Linked DNA regions of Homo sapiens: regions 1 and 3 are each linked to region 2. Evidence: chromatin contacts called from ENCODE Hi-C or POLR2A ChIA-PET data. All regions are on one chromosome and are shown on one strand. Each heading gives the region's core, a stretch centred on a gene start or an enhancer-like site at or near the end of the contact. The rest is flanking DNA. Distances are from core to core; before and after follow the strand shown.

The links. Hi-C counts contacts between places; a loop is a spot of excess contacts on that map. ChIA-PET counts read pairs that join two places held with the same protein, here RNA polymerase II (POLR2A). Pooled maps may share reads with other maps.
Region 1: a loop to region 2 is called in a map of B cell, with 9 times the contacts of the local background. The contact joins the promoter of EIF2B5 here to the promoter of MAGEF1 in region 2. A Hi-C loop is called at or near these places in 1 of 168 maps with a recorded cell type or tissue (B cell), 1 of 37 single-sample maps with no recorded cell type and 10 of 50 pooled maps. POLR2A ChIA-PET finds 5 or more read pairs at or near these places in 1 of 52 experiments (T-cell).
Region 3: a loop to region 2 is called in a pooled map, with 4 times the contacts of the local background. The contact joins the enhancer-like site here to the promoter of MAGEF1 in region 2. A Hi-C loop is called at or near these places in 1 of 168 maps with a recorded cell type or tissue (B cell), 3 of 37 single-sample maps with no recorded cell type and 9 of 50 pooled maps.

What each region holds. Positions count from the first base shown.
Region 1 is chr3:184,133,962-184,136,661 of GRCh38, reverse strand. It overlaps EIF2B5 (eukaryotic translation initiation factor 2B subunit epsilon), which reads right to left and starts at 1,304. Exons shown (of 16, transcript NM_003907.3): 1 at 1,082-1,304; 2 at 1-50. The coding sequence starts at 1,276. EIF2B5-DT (EIF2B5 divergent transcript) reads left to right here and starts at 1,401. Exons shown (of 2, transcript NR_183721.1): 1 at 1,401-2,126; 2 at 2,384-2,700. RefSeq lists enhancers at 955-1,024, 1,345-1,404, 2,274-2,700 and a silencer at 1,095-1,204.
Region 2 is chr3:184,710,703-184,713,402 of GRCh38, reverse strand. MAGEF1 (MAGE family member F1) reads left to right here and starts at 1,339. Exons shown (of 1, transcript NM_022149.5): 1 at 1,339-2,700. The coding sequence starts at 1,582. The coding sequence ends at 2,505. LOC107986163 (a long non-coding RNA gene) reads right to left here and starts at 1,160. Exons shown (of 5, transcript NR_160768.1): 1 at 985-1,160. RefSeq lists an enhancer at 2,080-2,139.
Region 3 is chr3:185,298,146-185,300,845 of GRCh38, reverse strand. It overlaps a transcript of MAP3K13 not described here. Among named protein-coding and RNA genes, the nearest start is that of EHHADH, 45 kb to the right of the region's middle. Within about 2 kb of position 1,450, at least 4 of the 41 ENCODE cell types and tissues checked have a DNase peak (open chromatin) inside an H3K27ac peak, as active enhancers do; they include B cell, where a contact is called at or near this core.

The DNA of each region.
Region 1 (2,700 bases), core at 55-2,554, 580 kb after region 2:
AATTCCAGAGTGTAGTCAATTAATGCCACATTGGCCAGGGGCAAGAGGACCTGAAGGATACAAGATGAAAAAAAACTTGAGGTCTCGAATCCCTTTGGGTACCCCACTGCAACAATTTTCACTCCTCTATTCGTATTTCCAAACAGTGTAATTTTGCTGTATCTTTCCAATTCAAAGATAAACAGGTTCCTGCCTTTGATGTTCATGCCATGCTCTAAGCCTGAGTCTGAGACATTGCAATTTGGGGATGGTAAGTACAGAATCTATGTGCCTTGTATCAGACACAGAGCTGTGACAGAATGGCAGTTCACTGCTGGCAAAGGATAATACTGGAAATCAATCATATTTCCATAAATTTAAGCATTGCTAAGGCCTTCTTCCCCATAAGATTTCCTTCCTTGATCCCTTTCTAAGTGTCAGAGGTTAGCCATCTCCCGTCACTTGTCAAAAATGAACAGCCATTAGGCTTTTTCGAGGGAATTAGAGAGGATTTTCCTTAAATCCAATGCAGTTCCCTCTTTCTGAACTGACTGCTGAACGACCCAGCTGAGTCCAATACCCCATTGTCTAGACAACTCGGGGGCTGATGGCAATCAACCACTAAACCCATTTTGTCCTTTCGACAGATAGCACCGGCTATCATTAGAACCTGGAAGGAAAAAAAAAATACACTGCCTGAGATCTAGCCCGCTCTTTTTAAGGCATATTACCGCCCTTTCAGAGGCAAAAGGTCGTTTCTTTTCACCTAAGCAACCGTCATCGGCAAGGTTAAAAGCGGCGCAGCCTCTTCTAGGGGCACTGAATCCCCGCGTGAAGGCTTCTCTCAAGCGCTGTTTCTACATTTAGCTCTCTTCATTCCTTTCAAACCCGAGGTGGACAGCATTACGAATGCCCAAATCTGCCGGCCACTAACTTGGTCAGCAGTCATCAGGGTTTAGACAGTCCCTCTGCATCCGGTTTTAGGATAACAGCATAGACGCAGGTCCTTCAAGGGCATGCTGTTGTAGTTAGCCGAAATGAGAACTTGCTCCAGCCCTGCCACCCTTCCTGCCCTCTGGCTGCTCGCGTGCGCGGCGCTCACCCGAGGCTGGTCCTTGGAGATGGGGAAGAAGCGGCGATCGAAGCTATCGGCCACCAGAACTGCTTGTAGGGGCGGCGGCGGTTCCTCCTCCGCCCCTCTGGCTCCCCCGCCACCGCTGCCTCCCGGCCCCGCGCCGCTGCGCTTGTTAGCCCGACTAACCACCACACCAGGCGGCGCCACTACAGGGGCCGCCATCTTCTTCTCTCACGGTCACCACTTCCGCAAGGAAGCTGCCACCGCACGCAGTAGGGGACAAAAAGGATCCAGCACTTGAAATGCGATGGACTAATTAACGAAGGGAAGGAGACGAGGAGGGAGCAGTGCGCATGCGTCTTCCCCGGGAGCCCACAGGGGTCTGAGGTTGATCCCGGAGGCGCGAGGAGTCGGTACGGGTCACGGTTGTCCCGGCCCCTGAGGCGCAGGGTAGGAGTGGGGTCCCATAGATGTCAGACTCGGTCTGCAAGTATCGTCGGCCTTCATTTGTAGGTGAACAAGCCGAGATTCTTGTGGCGTGATAGGACTTGTGGTCGCCACGAAGGGGCCAGCTCCATCGGGAATCTGTAATCGCCCAGCAGTTTCCCCGCCCCGCGCATGTGAAATATGTAGCCCTCCGTATTCATTCTAGAAACTTCTGGGAACCCAGCGCCTTGGGGAGATAGAACCGAGCCAGATGTTCCCCCGCTGCGAGGAACTCAGAACCTGCATAAATAGAGAAGGTGGCAGGCATATAGTAGGGAGACCAGTAATTCCATTGAGCGCTGATTTTGGGCCAGGCACGATACAAGCATTATCTCTGCAAAACATCTTATTCATTCGTTCAGCAAACGTTTCTTGAACTCTCAGAAGGATGAAGGAAGTTTACCCAGCTAGTAAGTGGAAGAACTGGTATTGGAACCCGATCTGTCTGACTGCAGAGTTCCACAATCTTGCTGCCAAGTTATGTGGGGATAACAATGACTATTTTATGTCATCTATTCATTCTTCCAGCCTATCAGCCTCCTGTGTCTTAAGCAGAGTGGAGACGGGGGTGGATCCAGGCGCACCAGTAAGTTGTACTGGAGTTAAGCAGTAAGCTTTCTGGGCAGAGGAAAGTGCGGGCGTAAAGGTCCAAGGCTTGAAAAGGCGCAGCAGCACCTTTTTCTCTTTGGGGAAAGAAGCGGTGGCTGCGGGGAATAAACCAACTCTGTAGAGGGGCGGGGCCGTGGGAAAGCGGTGGAACGGGGCAGGAAGGCTGGGCGTCATTTGGGAGGCAAGGAACTTTTCTGTAAGGCATAGCGCCCTTTCTGCACGGGACCTGTCCAGGTTCCACGCCACAGGCTTCTGCAGTTCCTGCAAACTGTTCCCATCCCGCCCCGCGTTGCACGTCGGGATTTGGAGTTCGCGATGCTGAGAGCTGTTTCCACGTGGCGATTCCGACTTGACCCGTCGTGCTCCGGCGCCCGCCTAGGGGGACCGAGGAGTTTGTCATTTCTTGCCTCGTTAGGGTGCGGAACGAAAACCATTTGATTTATCCTAGAAAAGGAAAGGCTGAAGCCAACTAAGTAAAAGTTTTCCATTAAATGAATGCACGTTGTAGAAAAGGAATGTTCAACTGCCCTACAAATCCAGAGGTAGAAATG
Region 2 (2,700 bases), core at 90-2,589:
CCAAGATTACATAGCTAGTAAGTAGCAAACTGTGTCACAGAAAAGATACAATCATCTATAAAATGGGGATGATGGTATTAGTACCTACATTAGTGAGAATCTGATGAATTAATATTTGAAAAGTGATTAGAACGGAGCCTGGCACCTAATAAAGCCTATATATGTGGATGTTAACAATTGCTAAGGTGATTCAGAGATGACAGTAAATAACTTCTATGCGTGGTGACTAAGGAAGGCTTGGGAAGGTGATGTTTAAACTGGGCCCTGAATAGTGGACAGGATTTGGAGAAATGGAGGTGATAGAGAGGGCATTTCTGACAGGGAAGGAAGGGAGGGAGGGAGGGAAGAAGGAAGGAAGGAAGGAAGGAAAGAAGGAAGGAAGGAAGGAAGGAAAGAAGGAAGGAAGGAAGGCAGGAAGGGAAGGAGGGAAGGGAGGGAGGAAGGAAGGAAGGAGGGAAGGAAAGAAGGAAGGAAGGAGCAAGAAGCAGAAGAAAGCTCAGAGTGTGTAAAAAGAGAAAAAGAAAAGAAATACATGGGAGTAGTCAAATTTGACTTGCGCAAAAAAAAAAAAAAAAAAGAACAAACTTCCCCTTTCTTCCAACCAGTCCCTATTCCTGCTGTACTTCTCAGTATTTTCCTCTTATCCCCATGGAATCTGCTGTCCTTACTCCCTCATCATAATGATCCATTGAATATTTATTGAGTTCCTCTCCGTGTCAGGCACTGCTCTAGGCACCGAGGATACAACCCAGTAAATAGGCCGGGTCCCAGTTCCTAGTTTGCACTATAATAATCCTCCAAACTGGATTCTAGCTTTTAGCCGGCCGAACTCCAATCTATCTTCCACAATACCGCCAGAACCGAAGACACAGATCTGGTCTGGACACTCACTTGCTTAAATCCCGCTGCAGTATTTTCTCTTTACGTCCAGAATAAATTTCAGTCTCCCTAGCATCCTTTACTAATTGGTTCGCACAGTCTTACCTCGCAGCCTTCACCGTGCACTCTGCACAAGAGCCCCGGTAAAGCACTGAAAATCCCAGATACACACACTCACAAATAGGCACTTGCAGAAAGAACGTGGGGGGCACTCCATCCCTATTTCATCTCTTGTACACCGAAACATTCCCCAGTCTGCATGCCTTGGATGGGAGAGTCCTGGTTACATTCCCCCGCCCCCGACTTTTCAAGCCTAAAATCCGTCACAGGGCGCACCCCCGTCCCCACCCTCCAGGGCATTTCCACTTATAGCAGCCTGGGCACACCCCCAACCCAGAAGGGACCGGAAAAGGAGGGGCTGCGCGCGGCACTAGGGTCGCCGTCCTGGCTGAGGTGGCCGGAAGTGGCCCCTCGCGCGGGCGCGGACTGAGGCTGCGCGCCGCAGGTTCCGGCTGCTGGCGGCGTTGCGGCCGCAGGTTTGACTCCCGTGCGGTGCGGCCCAGCAGCCACAAAGCTCCCGCTGCCATTGCTCCTTGTACTCCCGCCGTCACTGCCGCTGTCCAACCCCTCCCCCGGGGCTTGCGCGGCGGCTCCCACACCCCTCGGCCCGTGTACGCGCTCTGCACCTGCCTGCCCGAAAACATGTTGCAGACACCAGAGAGCAGGGGGCTCCCGGTCCCGCAGGCCGAGGGGGAGAAGGATGGCGGCCATGATGGTGAGACCCGGGCCCCGACCGCCTCGCAGGAGCGCCCCAAGGAGGAGCTTGGCGCCGGGAGGGAGGAGGGGGCTGCGGAGCCCGCCCTCACCCGGAAAGGCGCGAGGGCCTTGGCGGCCAAAGCCTTGGCAAGGCGCAGGGCCTACCGCCGGCTGAATCGGACGGTGGCGGAGTTGGTGCAGTTCCTCCTGGTGAAAGACAAGAAGAAGAGTCCCATCACACGCTCGGAGATGGTGAAATACGTTATTGGAGACTTGAAGATTCTGTTCCCGGACATCATCGCAAGGGCCGCAGAGCATCTGCGGTATGTCTTTGGTTTTGAGCTGAAACAGTTTGACCGCAAGCACCACACTTACATCCTGATCAACAAACTAAAACCTCTGGAGGAGGAGGAGGAGGAGGATCTGGGAGGAGATGGCCCCAGATTGGGTCTGTTAATGATGATCCTGGGCCTTATCTATATGAGAGGTAATAGCGCCAGGGAGGCCCAGGTCTGGGAGATGCTGCGTCGGTTGGGGGTGCAACCCTCAAAGTATCATTTCCTCTTTGGGTATCCGAAGAGGCTTATTATGGAAGATTTTGTGCAGCAGCGATATCTCAGTTACAGGCGGGTGCCTCACACCAATCCACCAGAATATGAATTCTCTTGGGGTCCCCGAAGCAACCTGGAAATCAGCAAGATGGAAGTCCTGGGGTTCGTGGCCAAACTGCATAAGAAGGAACCGCAGCACTGGCCAGTGCAGTACCGTGAGGCCCTAGCAGACGAGGCCGACAGGGCCAGAGCCAAGGCCAGAGCTGAAGCCAGTATGAGGGCCAGGGCCAGTGCTAGGGCCGGCATCCACCTCTGGTGAGGGTTGGTGAAAAGTTGGCCAGTGGGTCCCCGTGAGGACGAACTACTGTCCTGAGTCATAAGTAATATGGGTGGGGCGAGGGTCTTATTTCTGTAGAAATCGTGTGACTTTAAGGATTTAGATTTTGTATCTTATGTTTTGTAACATTTAATAATTACTGTTAAAATGCTGTTTGTAAATGAGATTGGTCTACTT
Region 3 (2,700 bases), core at 201-2,700, 590 kb before region 2:
GAAAATTTGGTATATTCACACAATGGATATTATTCAGCCTTAAAAAAGAAGGTAGGCCAGGCGTGGTGGCTCATGTCTGTAATCCCAGCACTTTGGGAGGCTGAGACAGGTGGATCACTTGAGGTCAGGAGTTTGAGACCAGCCTGACCAACATGGTGAATCCCTGTCTCTACTAAAAATACAAAAATTAGCCAGCGTGATGCCAGGCACCTGTGGTCCCAGCTAGTCAGGAGGCTGAGGCAGAATAATTGCTTGAACCTGGGAGGCTGGAGGTTGCAGTGAGCCGAGATGGCGCCATTGCACTCCAGCCTGGGCAACAAAGCTACACTCCATCTGAAAAAGAAAAAAAAGAAAAAAAAAATAAGGAAATAGGGCCGGGCGTGGTGGCTCACGCCTGTAATCCCAGCACTTTGGGAGGCCAAGGCAGGTGGATCACCTGTGATCAGGAGTTCGAGACAAGTGAAACCCCATCTCTACTAAAAATACAAAAACTTAGCTGGGCGTGGTGGCGGGTGCCTGTCCCAGCTACTCGGGAGGCTGAGGCAGGAGAATAGCTTGAACCGGGGAGGCGGAGGTTGCAATAAGCCGAGATCGTGCCACTGCACTCTAGCCTGGGCAACAGAGTGAAACTCTGTCTGAAAAAAAAAAAAAAAAAAGAAAAGAAGGAAATCCTATCATATGCTACAACACAGATGAACTCTGAGGACACTGTGTTAAGTGAAACGAACCAGCCACAAAAAGAAAAATATTGCATGATTCCACTTATGTGAAGTATCAAAAATAGTCAAACTCTTAGAAATGGGAAGTAGAATGGTGCTACTAGTAGAATGGGGAAGAGAGAAAAGGTGAGTTATTCAAGGGGTACAGAGTTTCAGTTTTGCAAGATGAAGAAGTTCTAGAGATCTGTTTCACAACAATATATATACCGTTAACACTACTGTACTGTATCTTTAAAAATTGTTTTAAAAAGAGAGAGAGAGGGCCGGGCGCGGTGGCTCACGCCTGTAATCCCAGCACTTTGGGAGGCCGAGGCGGGTGGATCATGAGGTCAGGAGATCGAGACCATCCTGGCTAACAAGGTGAAACCCCGTCTCTACTAAAAATACAAAAAATTAGCCGGGCGCGGTGGCGGGCGCCTGTAGTCCCAGCTACTCGGGAGGCTGAGGCAGGAGAATGGCGTGAACCCGGGAGGCGGAGCTTGCAGTGAGCCGAGATTGCGCCACTGCAGTCCGCAGTCCGGCCTGGGCGACAGAGCGAGACTCCGTCTCAAAAAAAAAAAAAAAAAAAAAAAAGAGAGAGAGAGAGAAAACAGACAGACATACAGAGAAGATAGCAATATGAAGATGGGGTCATCGACTGAAATGTTGTTACACAGCACATTGCTGTACTTCATTCTGGCAGCCCTAGGAAAGTAACACAAGGGCCCACAGAAGAAAGCTTGCAAGTGAGTGCAGGCTCCTTTTGTGACTGGGGCTTCCCGTTATTCTGAAATGTTACATTAGCCCACATTCAGCCTTTAAGAATTCATTACAGTTTTAGCTGCTTTCTTCTTACCTACCTTTACGGTGCCTTCTCTTCCTCCTATGCTCTGCCAAAGGTAACACAGTTTCTGTGTCCTGTCTCTCTTCAAAAGGGCTTGCCTCTCTTTGGAATTTCAGTTCATCTGATTGCCTTGTGACCTCAACTCTCTGATGAGCTCAAGAAGCATCATGACTTTGTGGATTATCAAGATTTTTCTCATTGTTATGATGGGAACAATGTTCTCTTGCAACATTCTACATCCTAAACAGAAGCAAAATTTTCAGCATTTCCTGAAAGATGATTCCAAGGGTTATTAATAGATTTTATGAGCGAAAAAGAATTGTGATTACACGTTTGGAACGTGTTAAGATACACTATAAACTTTCAAAAAAGACTGCAACATTTTCCAAACATGTCATTACAGAACCCTTTTGGCTTACAAAATCTCTTGCAGTTGTGTCAGACATTCTGTGTACCATAGTTTAGGAGATAATGAGTTAAACGCCTAGACATGTTTTTTTTGTCCTCACTATATGGCAAAATTAGTGTCAGCAAACCAGTTGGGGGATATTTTCTTTCTGCCACTTCACCACTTTGACTGAAAATAAGATCTTTCTGTTTCTACATCACTTATGCTGGAAGATACGGTGACCTTTGCATTACTTCTGTCTCTTCTCAGGTTTTCTCCCGTTACTCATCAAATGCCAAAATGAGGAGATACTTGACTTCTTAAAAAATGAACATAAAGTTCCATCAAATAAATAAAATATGTAAAGTAAATTCAATAAACATATTTTAAATTAGTTAGGATAATGTATACTTACACATTAAATATAACAACACAAATTTAATCAGCAACATGTTATACATAATGCTTTTGGTAAAATACTTTCCCTTTGAGTTGTCCATTTTAATGGTTCTGTGGTGTTCTTAATGTTTCTCCTCATTTCCTTTCCTTGAAATACGTGGAACATAAATGGTTTTTTTAAAACATACATATTTCCATTATTTCCCTAAGTCTATGGTTCATTTAGTTTTCCTCTTTCAACCCTGAAAAAAATGGTGTGGGACAGATGTGACTTCAAATGTAATATTTATCTCTAAGTAAAAGATAGAAAAGAGAAAGCTTTCTAAGAAAGAAGAAAAAAATCAAATAAGAACTAGCACATTTTGCAAGTG